4 separate regions of the Homo sapiens genome follow, and regions 1, 2 and 3 are each linked to region 4. The links are chromatin contacts, found by Hi-C in ENCODE. All regions are on one chromosome and are shown on one strand. Each heading gives the region's core, a stretch centred on a gene start or an enhancer-like site at or near the end of the contact. The rest is flanking DNA. Distances are from core to core; before and after follow the strand shown.

The links. A loop is a pair of places that touch in the nucleus more often than their neighbours do. Pooled maps may share reads with other maps.
Region 1: a loop to region 4 is called in a map of naive thymus-derived CD4-positive, alpha-beta T cell, with 12 times the contacts of the local background. The contact joins the promoter of MGST3 here to the promoter of PRRC2C in region 4. A Hi-C loop is called at or near these places in 1 of 168 maps with a recorded cell type or tissue (naive thymus-derived CD4-positive, alpha-beta T cell) and 8 of 50 pooled maps.
Region 2: a pooled map shows a loop between it and region 4 (14-fold over the local background). The contact joins the promoter of TMCO1 here to the promoter of PRRC2C in region 4. A Hi-C loop is called at or near these places in 7 of 50 pooled maps.
Region 3: a pooled map shows a loop between it and region 4 (11-fold over the local background). The contact joins the promoter of TOR1AIP1 here to the promoter of PRRC2C in region 4. A Hi-C loop is called at or near these places in 2 of 50 pooled maps.

What each region holds. Positions count from the first base shown.
Region 1 is chr1:165,629,979-165,632,678 of GRCh38, reverse strand. It overlaps MGST3 (microsomal glutathione S-transferase 3), which reads right to left and starts at 1,445. Exons shown (of 6, transcript NM_004528.4): 1 at 1,386-1,445. RefSeq lists enhancers at 771-940, 1,994-2,524 and a silencer at 1,371-1,610.
Region 2 is chr1:165,767,601-165,770,300 of GRCh38, reverse strand. It overlaps TMCO1 (transmembrane and coiled-coil domains 1), which reads left to right and starts at 1,433. Exons shown (of 7, transcript NM_019026.6): 1 at 1,433-1,619; 2 at 2,032-2,109. The coding sequence starts at 1,550. TMCO1-AS1 (TMCO1 antisense RNA 1) reads right to left here and starts at 1,372. Exons shown (of 3, transcript NR_125374.1): 1 at 926-1,372. RefSeq lists enhancers at 470-1,145, 1,146-1,822.
Region 3 is chr1:179,880,963-179,883,662 of GRCh38, reverse strand. It overlaps TOR1AIP1 (torsin 1A interacting protein 1), which reads right to left and starts at 1,378. Exons shown (of 10, transcript NM_015602.4): 1 at 686-1,378. The coding sequence starts at 1,160. It overlaps LOC139427322, which reads right to left and starts at 1,347. Exons shown (of 1, transcript NM_001436163.1): 1 at 1,270-1,347. The coding sequence starts at 1,347. The coding sequence ends at 1,270. RefSeq lists enhancers at 412-511, 815-1,109, 672-1,431, 936-1,473, 1,452-1,561 and 1 more.
Region 4 is chr1:171,484,205-171,486,904 of GRCh38, reverse strand. It overlaps PRRC2C (proline rich coiled-coil 2C), which reads right to left and starts at 1,375. Exons shown (of 35, transcript NM_001387844.1): 1 at 1,170-1,375. RefSeq lists enhancers at 822-1,570, 1,477-1,786.

The sequences.
Region 1 (2,700 bases), core at 196-2,695, 5.9 Mb after region 4:
TATAGTTGGCGACAGTCTCCCTGCAGATTTATATATAGTAACATTGGTTAAAAAAAATCACTTGACAAAGTTTTCTATTTCCGTAACATTGTGTCAGGAGGGAAGCTTAACGGAAAGTCTTCCCAGGGATGAAAGTATTTGTTTCTATTTTATATGTTAGTTTTAACTCCTTAAATTCATCTCCTATGAGAATAAACATTCTTGATCTGACTCAATGTGCTCTCTGAATTCACTGAAATAAAATATAGCCTGTAACTCTGACCAATAACCTGGGGTGCCTCCCAGAACTGCTGGCTCCAGGTGATCTACAGATTTCCCAAGAGAAGCGCTGCAGCTCCTACCCACCAGCAATCTAAAATCTGCAGCAATTCCGCAGGACCACACCTAGGCCCAACAGCACATACCTGCAGAGCCGGAAGCGCCTTCCCCTCCAGGGCATCTCCTGTCCCCAGGGAAGGAATTAAAGTTCTAACCCCTGCCTCTCCTTCTACCCATCCTAGTATCTGCTTTTCCTTTACCTCGTCTTCCACACTTACTTGCCCCCGACGCTATTATGTAGCTTGTAAACTCGTGACTCTCAAGGAAAGTATCAGCAGAAGCCACAACTTCGGGGAATGACTCACTAAGGAGTCTCCAGCGCCTTCCACCGCCCTGCAACTGCCCCACTACTGTAGCCCTACGGCTCCGTGCTGCCACCCCACATAAAGAAGGGGCATTTTCTGAAATCCAAGGAAGAACCTGAAGAGTCCCCCACCCGCCTAGAGGCGTCTCTTGCTCTAAGTCAGCGGTAGGAAATGACCACCTTCCCAGTACAAATGGACAAACGATTCTAAGAGGCAGGAGGAAAACAAACACAATTCCTTCAGAGGCTCTCCCGACCGTCCCTAGCAACACATCCCCACCGCAGCGGGTGCATTGCTCACAGGCCACTTCTGAAACCAGTGTTACTGATCAGGCCTGCACAACCACTCCCCCGGCAGTGTCCGGCTCGCCATCCTCTGCGCCGGAACAGCAGAGGGCAAGGTCGGGTGGTCTCCGGAAGGCAGAAAGGTGCCCCCAGACTGCAGAGCCCGGGGACAGCAGGAGAGGAAAGGAAGGAATGGAGGAAGGGTTGACCTTGAGAATTTTCCTGAGTTACACATAAATAGGTCGGGCCTCGCTTAGACGCTCCCAACCCACTCCACCAGGGAAAAGATGCAAGGCAAGGGGAGAGCAGAGAGGGTGGAAATTCAGATCGCTAATTTACTGATAAGGGTGGGGGGAGGTTAGAGACAGCGGGTCTCTATTCAGCTCGCATAGGCTGAAATATGGGAGTGCCCTGCGCAAAGGCTGAAGTGCCCCCGGCGGCCCGGTGCTCGTGGCTGCCCGCAGGTGCTAGCACTCACCTGGATCACCTTCGAACAGCTGGAGCAGAACAAAACTGCGCAGCGCGGTGTGGGTGCGGCGCCCTCGCCTGGGGCGGGGCTAGATGAGGCCAGAAGCAGGCCCCGCCCCAGCCGACCAGCGCGCGGCCACGCCCCCAAGGCGGGGCTCCTGGCGCTGGCGCGCGCTGTCTAAGTTGCCAACTCAGGGCCACTGGTTGGGAGGTGGAGGCCTAATTTTCTTCCTGCTCATGGTCGTCCAGCGATTTACTCCTCTCATTCTCAAAAACATATATCTACTCCCCCAGGTGCCTTCGTGGCCATCTTCCTAAACTGTCCCAGCCAGGTCATACCTCCCGGATTGGGTTTGCAGAACAGTGGGACGTGAATAATTTGTCCCCAGCAGAGCCACCGTAGCGGTTTTAGGCGCTCTGCTGTAAGGGCGAAGCACGGGCATGCAAGGCGCGTGCGCGAAAGTAGCCGCGCCTCAATCGATGTGTCCCTGAGGCGCGTAGCTGGGGCGTGGGCGGCGCTTGGTGTCCCAGGTTGCTACACTCCCGAAGTGAATGGATTTATCGCTGTTAGGGCCTTTTTGTTTAGGGCCTAACAAATATTGTTAGTTTTGCCGAGAGCTGGCGCCGAGCCCTGCCCTCGTGGTGGGCCGTACCCACGCCCCCTGAGCGCGGAGTCGCGTGGCTCCGGAGTTTTGTTTTTTTGAAAGGAGTCTCCCAATTGTCCGTGGAGTTTTTTTTGCGGCACATGGAGTCTCTGCCTTCGCGACCCAGACCTTTGATGTGAACACCTGCTCCCGTTACGCTCGGGTCCAGCGTCCGGGGCGGGGCTCGAGGCCGGGTGGAGGAGGGGTGGGGGCGGGGGTCTTGGTCTTGGGTGAGACCTGCAGATACGGTCGGGCTGAAGGAGTAGAACTGGCTTCTAAATGCCGGAAAATCCGAAGGAACTGACTGCAGAAGGCACGTTTCCAATTTTCGCGTGTTTTAAGTGCACCCTCCCGCCACCTCTCCTCTGGACATCCCTCATCCTTTTGAAGATTGCCACACCTGGGCCCCTCCTAGAGTCTCCTCTTTGGAGGATTCCTCACCTCCGAGAGAATGCTTAGGAACCCACCTGAATGATTCCAAGTTAAGGTGTGGAAAGGCAGAAATCTAGATTTTTGAAGGCTCTAGGTTATGTGTGTGTTTCTTTTTATTGGGTTGTCATATTTGCACATCTAGAGGTACTTTGAGAGCTCATTAAATCTTTACTGTTGCTGTTTCAGCAATTTCCAACCATTCTCATACTTTCTGTCATGTTGGGTTTCTGTCATGTTGGATGTAGAGAG
Region 2 (2,700 bases), core at 184-2,683, 5.7 Mb after region 4:
ATATTTAAGTGCAGTACAGTTTAAAAGAACCAATGAGGGCCGGCCACGGTGGCTCACGCCTGTATTCCCAGCACTTTGGGAGGCCGAAGTGGGTGGATCTGAGGTCAGGAGTTCAAGACCAGCCTGGCCAACATGGCAAAACCCCGTCTCTACTAAAAATACAAAAAATTAGCTGGGCGTGGGGACGGGCACCTGTAGTCCCAGCTACTTGGGAGGCTGAGGCAGGAGAATGGCTTGAACCCGGAGGCAGAGGTTGCAGTGAGCCGAGATTGTGCCATTGCACTCCACCTGGGCAACAAGAGTGAAACTCCATCTCAAACAAACAAAAAAACACCAATGATAGGAGGAAGTACAAGAGGATACAGCTCAGCCAGCTTCCAGGTTTTCACCCATACACACACACACCCCAGTGTGAAAAAGCTGAAACCGTCTACAATGGCTGAAACCACGCTGCTGAGACATTTTTGAATTTTAATTAGTTAGCAACACTTATAAATTAAGTTTCACATAAAACCCAGGATTTCTGGATTTTCCTGAGAAACGAAGACATCTCAGAAACTGGGTGCTCATTCTCCTAGAGAAATGGGTTGGATTTGGGTATCAAATTCTCCTTTCAGATGAACTTAATGCTCACTTATCCATCGTAGTAACTTCCACCATTTGTTTAGGCTCAGCTTGCATAAGATAATTTATTTTCTCTCGCCAGTCTAGGCATCTGGGTTTAAGACCCCTTCTCTAGATACATTACTCACTGCACTATCACACTATGAATTTTCAGGCATCCGTGCTTTGACTTCCACTTTGCCTAGAAAGTCCTTTGCTATCTCCAAAAGTACTCCTACTCCCCTAAGGCACTGCTTCAATTCCTTTCATTAGCTTCTTCTGACCACTCTCTCAACCGTGTCACGCAGCACTGTGGTAATACCTCTATTAAAACCCTTATCAGAGCGTATGCACAAGCTTCTCCTCTTCGCGCTGACGTTCGCTCCTTGAGGCCAGCGGCCCACAACTAACTCATTTCGCGGTTCCAGCTTCACGTCCATGCCCTGGCACCTACACCCAGTCGTTCAGTACCTTTGCGGAAGTCAGTCTTCTTACTTCACGGCAAACCCAAGCTAAACTAATATTACGACCACAGAAGTTGGGCTGAGGTAGAAGTCAAGACTATCCCAATAACTGGATTCTGGCCGAGAAAAAGGCGCGCGCCAGCACCCCAGTCAGTAAAATCTACCGGGCAAAGTTCGCCGCCGCCACTATCCTCCTCTGGCTCTGAAATAGTTCCAATTCTCGCGAGATTCGGCCTGACTACCAGCCCTTCAGCTCCAGTGAGTTGCGGGTTGGTTTCCTCTAGACTCTCGTGGCCACACCGTTCTCCGATACGAGCCTTTCCGGTGCTATGCCCCGGAAGCGGAAGTGCGATCTTCGGGCTGTCAGAGTTGGTCTGTTACTCGGTGGTGGCGGAGTCTACGGAAGCCGTTTTCGCTTCACTTTTCCTGGCTGTAGAGCGCTTTCCCCCTGGCGGGTGAGAGTGCAGAGACGAAGGTGCGAGATGAGCACTATGTTCGCGGACACTCTCCTCATCGTTTTTATCTCTGTGTGCACGGCTCTGCTCGCAGAGGGTGAGAGCGGGTATTTCTCAGACGTTTGATCAGTCCCCGGGAGGAAGGGCCCCGGGGTCCCCTGTGCCACCAGGGGAAAGATCGCGAGCCTTACTTGCTTGAGAGGCTCATCTACTCCACTTCAGGGAATCTCTGGGCAACTCGTGAACAGGAGCAGGAGGGGAGTATGGAGTCGATTGCCGAGTTTTCTTTGGTCTCAGGTAGATTTCACTTGGGTATTTGTGGAGACACCTTCACATCATGTTACTGTTGTTTTGGCTGAAGAGTCAGTTGTATTAGCCTTTGAAAAAAGTTAACTATGGGTAAATACAAAGCGAAAAGTTGGAATTCCTCCTTCTCCAACAGTAACCACTTTGTTTGTTGTGATCATTCCAGTCATTTCTCTATTAACATGTTGCTTTTAATGTTTTAGGCATAACCTGGGTCCTGGTTTACAGGACAGACAAGTACAAGAGACTGAAGGCAGAAGTGGAAAAACAGAGTAAAAAATGTGAGTATGGCAACACATTAGAAATAATTTCAACACGTCAAGCTCATTAAGTCCATGTTCACAATAAATATTTTAAGAGCACCAGCTGATACAAAGATGAACCTGACTTGAAGCCTATTTAGAAATAGAAGACTTTTATGCAAAATGTGTAATACCAACTAGAGGGAAGTGAGGGGCGTAGCAGATACATGTTATGTGCTGTGGTGGTTCTAAAGAAGAGGTTCAATCTGGCGCAGTGGCTTACTCCTGTTAATCCCAGCACTTTGGAAGGCTGAGGCAGGACTGAACTTAGGGGTTTGACACCAGCCTGGGCAACATAGGGAGACCTCGTCCCTACAGAAAAAATTAGCTGGGTATGGTGGTACACACCTATAGTCCCAGCTATTTGGGAGACTGAGGCATGAGGATCCCTTGAGCCCAGGAGATTGAGGCTACAGTGGGCCACGATGGTGTCACTACACTGCCTCCTGGGCAATAGTGAGACTTGTCTTTAAAAAAAAAAGAAGAAGAGGCTTCATTCAGTTGTGAGGAACCATGGTAGCCTTCATGATGCTGATGGCCTTGCAGTTCCTTGTGGATAGTTAGAATTTG
Region 3 (2,700 bases), core at 129-2,628, 8.4 Mb before region 4:
TTACAGTGACGGCCACCAAAGTGGCAGATTTTTGGCAGGGACCACCACACTGGAGAAACAGCAATCAGCTCAAGTTATCAAACACTGGGGAACATCAGTTCAGGAAAAATGAGTTACCCCATTTCGGTGAAAGTATTGGGTGAGGTCTCAAATCAATTCACTAAACTCAGCAATCCCTCGAAATGCCCACTCACAAAATTTCTCCTTCCTCTCTGCCCACCTGGGTGAGGAGGGAAAAAGACTGAAAGGTTAGATCCTCAGCTGGGGACTCTGGCCCGCGAGCGTTAAAGAAGGAAATGGAAGTGGTTTCTGTAGAAACATCCGCAGGGTAGAGGGAACCGAAATGAAACCGACCCTGCAGTAATTCGCTGTCCCCTCGTGAAGGCCTGCAGAAAAAGGCAGCTCTGACTCCCCTAAATTGATGCCCGATGTTGGGCAGAGCGCCCCAGCCCTGCCCGGGTCGCTCCACACGACCATCTTTCCACTCCTCCGGTCGGCGCTTCCTTCCCCGCTGCGGGTCAGGGTGGCCCTTGCACGGCGGCACAAGTCCAGAGGGGGCTGAGGAATACCCTTTAGCCAATCCCAGTACTTAGTACCCAGGCGGGCATGAGCTCCACCGAGGCGCGCGCCCGCCCCCGCGCGTTCCCTGGCTCGCGGCTGGGACTGTTACCTCCGCGGTCCTCACCTTCAGAGGAATGAGAGTCCCGCAGCCCTCTCCTGGTCATAACAGGAGACGGCTGTAGCGGAGGCTGCTCTGAGTGCTGCTGCTGAAGGCGGGTAGTCCTTCGCGTCTTCATTTCCTCGGTTTCCTGGGGTCGCGGCTGCCTCCGCTGCCTAGACCGAAGGTAGTACGCGCTTTCTCTCACTTCCTCTTTCGCAGAATCGGACCGGAACTCTTCTAGCCGGGTTCGTTTTCCCACCGGGGACCTTTCTTTGGCCACCAGGGGCTCGAAGTCGCCGTACACTTCTGGCGGCTCGTCCGAGAACCTCACTTCCCGCCGGCCCTGGCGCGACGGAGGAGTTCTGTACGCAGGCGCATCGCTGCTGCCGCCATTTTGAGGGGCGAGCCGGCCCCTTCCCTCTCGGATGGGGGCCCTGGGGGTGACGTACACACCCCATCCTTCCCGCACCGCCTCTGCCCGCCGCCCGTCGCCCGCCATAGTTGTTGACGTAGCTTTAGTCGATCGCGAAGATGGCTTTATGGACCCTAGGTTCTCCTGCCGGTGGTGGCGATGGCTTCTCGGGGGTGTTGGGCGGTGGCCGCTGTGGTCAGGGAGGCAGTTGCGAGTCGCTGGGGCCGCCGCCTGCGTCGTCGCTGCTGTGTAGCAAACCTGCCTCTGGGCCCATGGTGTGTCTTGAGGGCTGTGAGAGAGGCAGTGCCTGAGCTGGGTCAGCTGCTGTGGATCGCTCCCGCCTCCTGGCTGGAGGCACCAAAGAGGAGGAGAAGGGGGAGGAGGACGTCTCTGCCATCGCCCTTAAGTAAAGGAGGGGTGGGGGCGATAGAAGGATGGCAGGGCAACTTGCCTGTCCTAAGTCTAGCCGCTCGTGGCAAGTGTTGACTGCGTGTAGGAGACTCCCGTCCTATCTCCCAGTACCAAGTCTCGGGGAAAAGGAGTGCGACGAGGGTGGAGAAGACCCAAGTTTCGCTTCTCGGCCCCAGGCTGTTGCGCAGTTTCCCTGGAATCTTTTTGATCGACTGCTACGTTGACCATGTCCTTCCCAGTGTCCTTAGCAGGAGTGATGGCCAGAGAGAGAACTTTTGCACATGCCATGTTTTCGTGGCAAAAATTTTAGTTTCAAGTACCTTATGAGGGCGGTTACCTAGTTTTGAATTTTGTCACTTGTTGAGGGTGTACAAAATCCTATCTAGAGTCATACTCGTTGGATGTATTTTCTTTTCCGAAATGTACCCATAGGACACATAACCTTATTCCTGGTCTTTAATATTTCTCGGTTTTATACCAAGCAGCAGTGTTCGGAAGACCATGTTAGTGCTACATTGTGCACAGTGAGAAATGAACAAGTTTTTTAATTAAAGACAGCACTGTAATTTTAAGTTGTGATCCATTATTTTTACTTTTATTCTGGATGTGACGTGATACTCTACATTTGATTTAGAATGCTTTATGGACTTTATGGAATAAGAAAGCATGGTAAAATCTATTTGTTTCACCTCCTTATACAAATGTTTACAGATGTGGCTAATCTGCAAATACCTAACCAAATTTAGACACATTCAGAGAAGGTCGATTAAGTTCGTGTAAAGTCTGAATAATTATTGAAAGAAAGCTTAAATTGCCTTCAAATATACAACTGCTTGTAGGGCTTTGTATGATTGGAGTGAATAGATTTAAAAAATTGTAATTTGGATACCAGTTACAATGAGCGATTCTGAAAAGTTTGAAGGTGTTTGTTTATTCTTCCAAGTAATCACCTTAAAATGTTTTTGAGCAACTCATTTGTTGCTCAAACTTGGCACAAATTTCAACTACTTAAGTCGTAATGTGTACTATGTTTTTATTTTATTTTTATTTTTATTTTATTTTTTTTGAGACGGAGTCTTGCTCTGTCACCCAGGCTGGAGTCCAGTGGCGCGATCTCGGCTCACTGCAACCTCTGCCTCCCGGATTCACGCCATTCTCCTGCTTCAGCCTCCCCAGCAGCTGGGACTACAGGCGCATGCCGCCACGCCCGGCTAAT
Region 4 (2,700 bases), core at 126-2,625:
TGGCTCCAGTCAAAGCAGCATCTTAATTACCAATATGGGAGGTGAAATCTAGTTTTGAAAAATGGTGGGGTTAGGCTTGGTAGGTGCTTAGTATCACCCTATTATTTTTATTTGCAGGAGTAAGCTATTAAGTACTCAACAATCAAAAAATCCTCCGATTCTTCTGGTGCATTCCAAATGAAAATCTTACAGCAGAGCCGCCTACTGTACAATTCTAAGTACTCTAACGAGGTATGAATCTATGAACCCAGGCTGAAAACCAGCCAATGCGGAAATCCAGGTAGCTTTATAAGCCAGCAAACATCAGGCATGTCAGACCCTCAAAAGATCCCAAATAATGTCAAAACACACATACATCCCTTTAAATTAAAGGTACTCCTCTCATGCAAAGGAAGGAAGACTCTATCAATGTCTCTATAGTGGCCCCATGCCCTTTTCTTCAGTCCTAAAACGGGGCCTTTACCCTGACACCACCAATATCAACGCTATCTCAAAGACAGGGAGCTACCGAGATTCACCACGCAAGTTAGAGGATGGAGCGGCCTAGAGTGTGAAAAGACTACCCAAATCCTCCTCCGGAGTTGGGCAGCACTTCCCTAGCGGAAGTAGGGTTGGTCTTGATTCCCCGAAGAGCCTCTCATCTAACCAGGTCTTTAAACCAGACCCTCCCATACATTGCTCATTGCAAGTCCCACCCTCACTACACAGGAAGAGGTAGACAGTGAAAGCCCCGGCTGAGTCCTTCAGTTGTTTGGGGAAACGCATACCCGACACTAAAAAAAAAAAAAAAAAAAAAAGACTTCACGTCCGCCAGTCCAGGAAGACGGAAACCCCCTTCGCTTACCCGGCAACATGCGTAATCCCCTCGCAGGGCCAGGACTGGGGTCTAGGTGGGAGCAAGACAGACCGGTCCAGAACTCCCGCTGCAGACCACATGGGGCGGGTCTGACTCCGGTTTCCCGCTCCCCAAGCTGGAGGCCGACTTCCCCAGACACAGAGATGATGGTAACCAAACAGAAGGGAAATGCCCGGACCCAAGGCCCTCTCCACGCGGCCCCCTAGCCTCCGGGCGCCAGGGTCTGGGTGCGCTCCCACGCCCCAGGCCGCACTCTGGCCGTTCCCGATGGGGCCCTCTTTGATCGCGGCCCCCACACCCTCGCTTTCCTTACCGGTCAGGGTGAGTGTCAAGTTTGCGCACTTCGAGGGTCTCCGCCGATCTCTGATCGAAAGAAGGGGGAGGGAAAGCTGGGGTTAAAGGGGTGGCCGGAAGGGCCACCAGACTGGAAAAGCCGAAGCTGCGGATGGACAAACCGCCAAAGCACTTTCGCAGCTTTCCGAGGGGGAGCGAGCGAGCGAGAAAAAGAAGCAAGATGGCGGCTAGCCAGCCCCTACGTACTACGTCATGACGCTAAGTACGTAGGTCAAATCTCCGCAAGACCACACTCCTGCGCAGAGACGGCCGGATCACGTGAAGCCTCCGTGGCGGCCCAACCCCGACAGAGGGTGCTGGCGCTTCCTGCTGGACGGAGGGAGTTTCTGCAATCAGAATTATCTTTTCAGGACAAAGCTTGGACCTGAGACCTTTCTAAGAAGTCTTGAATTGACCACGTTTACAAGTTGATAATAAGCCTCAGTGAAATGAGCACTCTTATGTCTGGTGGGTGGATGTGTAAATGGTTGAACCAGCAGTTCGCCAGTATGTCTCAGTGAATTTGGGGCAAGCTGAGAAGTCTTGGTGTATTGAAAAGTTATCACAGAGAGTGAAAGTAAAACTAGTGTGAGGAACAGAGTAGCATGGGCTGCTGAGAGCACTTTTTAAGTTTCTAATTATGGATGTGAGATAAGCCATTCAGTTTATTTATATGATCTCTCCATCACAGTGTTCAGCTCCGTTGAATAGTAAGATTCACCCATGCTGGCTTTTACTAGGCAAGTGTAACATAGGCAGATGAGTGTATCTGGAAGTGGGAGACTACAATGATGATAATATTATGTCAGAACAGATGGCGAATGTTTAGTAAATGGTATCTTTTGTCCTCTTTGTGAACTACCTATGACATATTTAAAATTCAAGGATTTCTTACCACTTCTGGTCTGAACGATCTTCCCCGCCAGTAGCTGGTGTATGTCCATGGAATTGTCACTGTAGCAATGTTAGAATAAATGAAATAATAAAGAGAGGTAAATTATGAACACCTCCCTCCCCACTAATATTAATTTGAAGTAGAAAAGTCTGGACTTGCTTGGTGGCTCATGCCTGTAATACTAATACTTTGGTAGGTCAAGGCAAAAGGATTGCTTGAGACCAGGAGTTCAAGACCAATCTGGGCAACATAGTGAGACCCTACCTCTGCAAAAAAATTAAAAAGAAAAAAAGCTAGCTAGGCATAGTGGCACATGCTTATAGTCCTAGCTACCTGGGAGGCTGGAGGCAAAAGGATCACTTGAGCACAGGAGGTTGAGGCTGCAGCGAGACTCTTTCTCGAAAAAATAGAAAAGAAGAAAAGAAAAAGTTTTTTTATTGATATAGGGTCATTGCCAGGGGAAAGCCTACTGATCATCCACAAGAGGACAAGGAAGCATTACTTTAGTGAATTTCTACAACCTTCTAGGATCTGGTCTATAGTGTCCTGGTCACAGAAACATCTTTCTTTGTTTTTTTGGAGGCAGGGTCTCACTTTGCTGCCCAGGCTGGAGTGT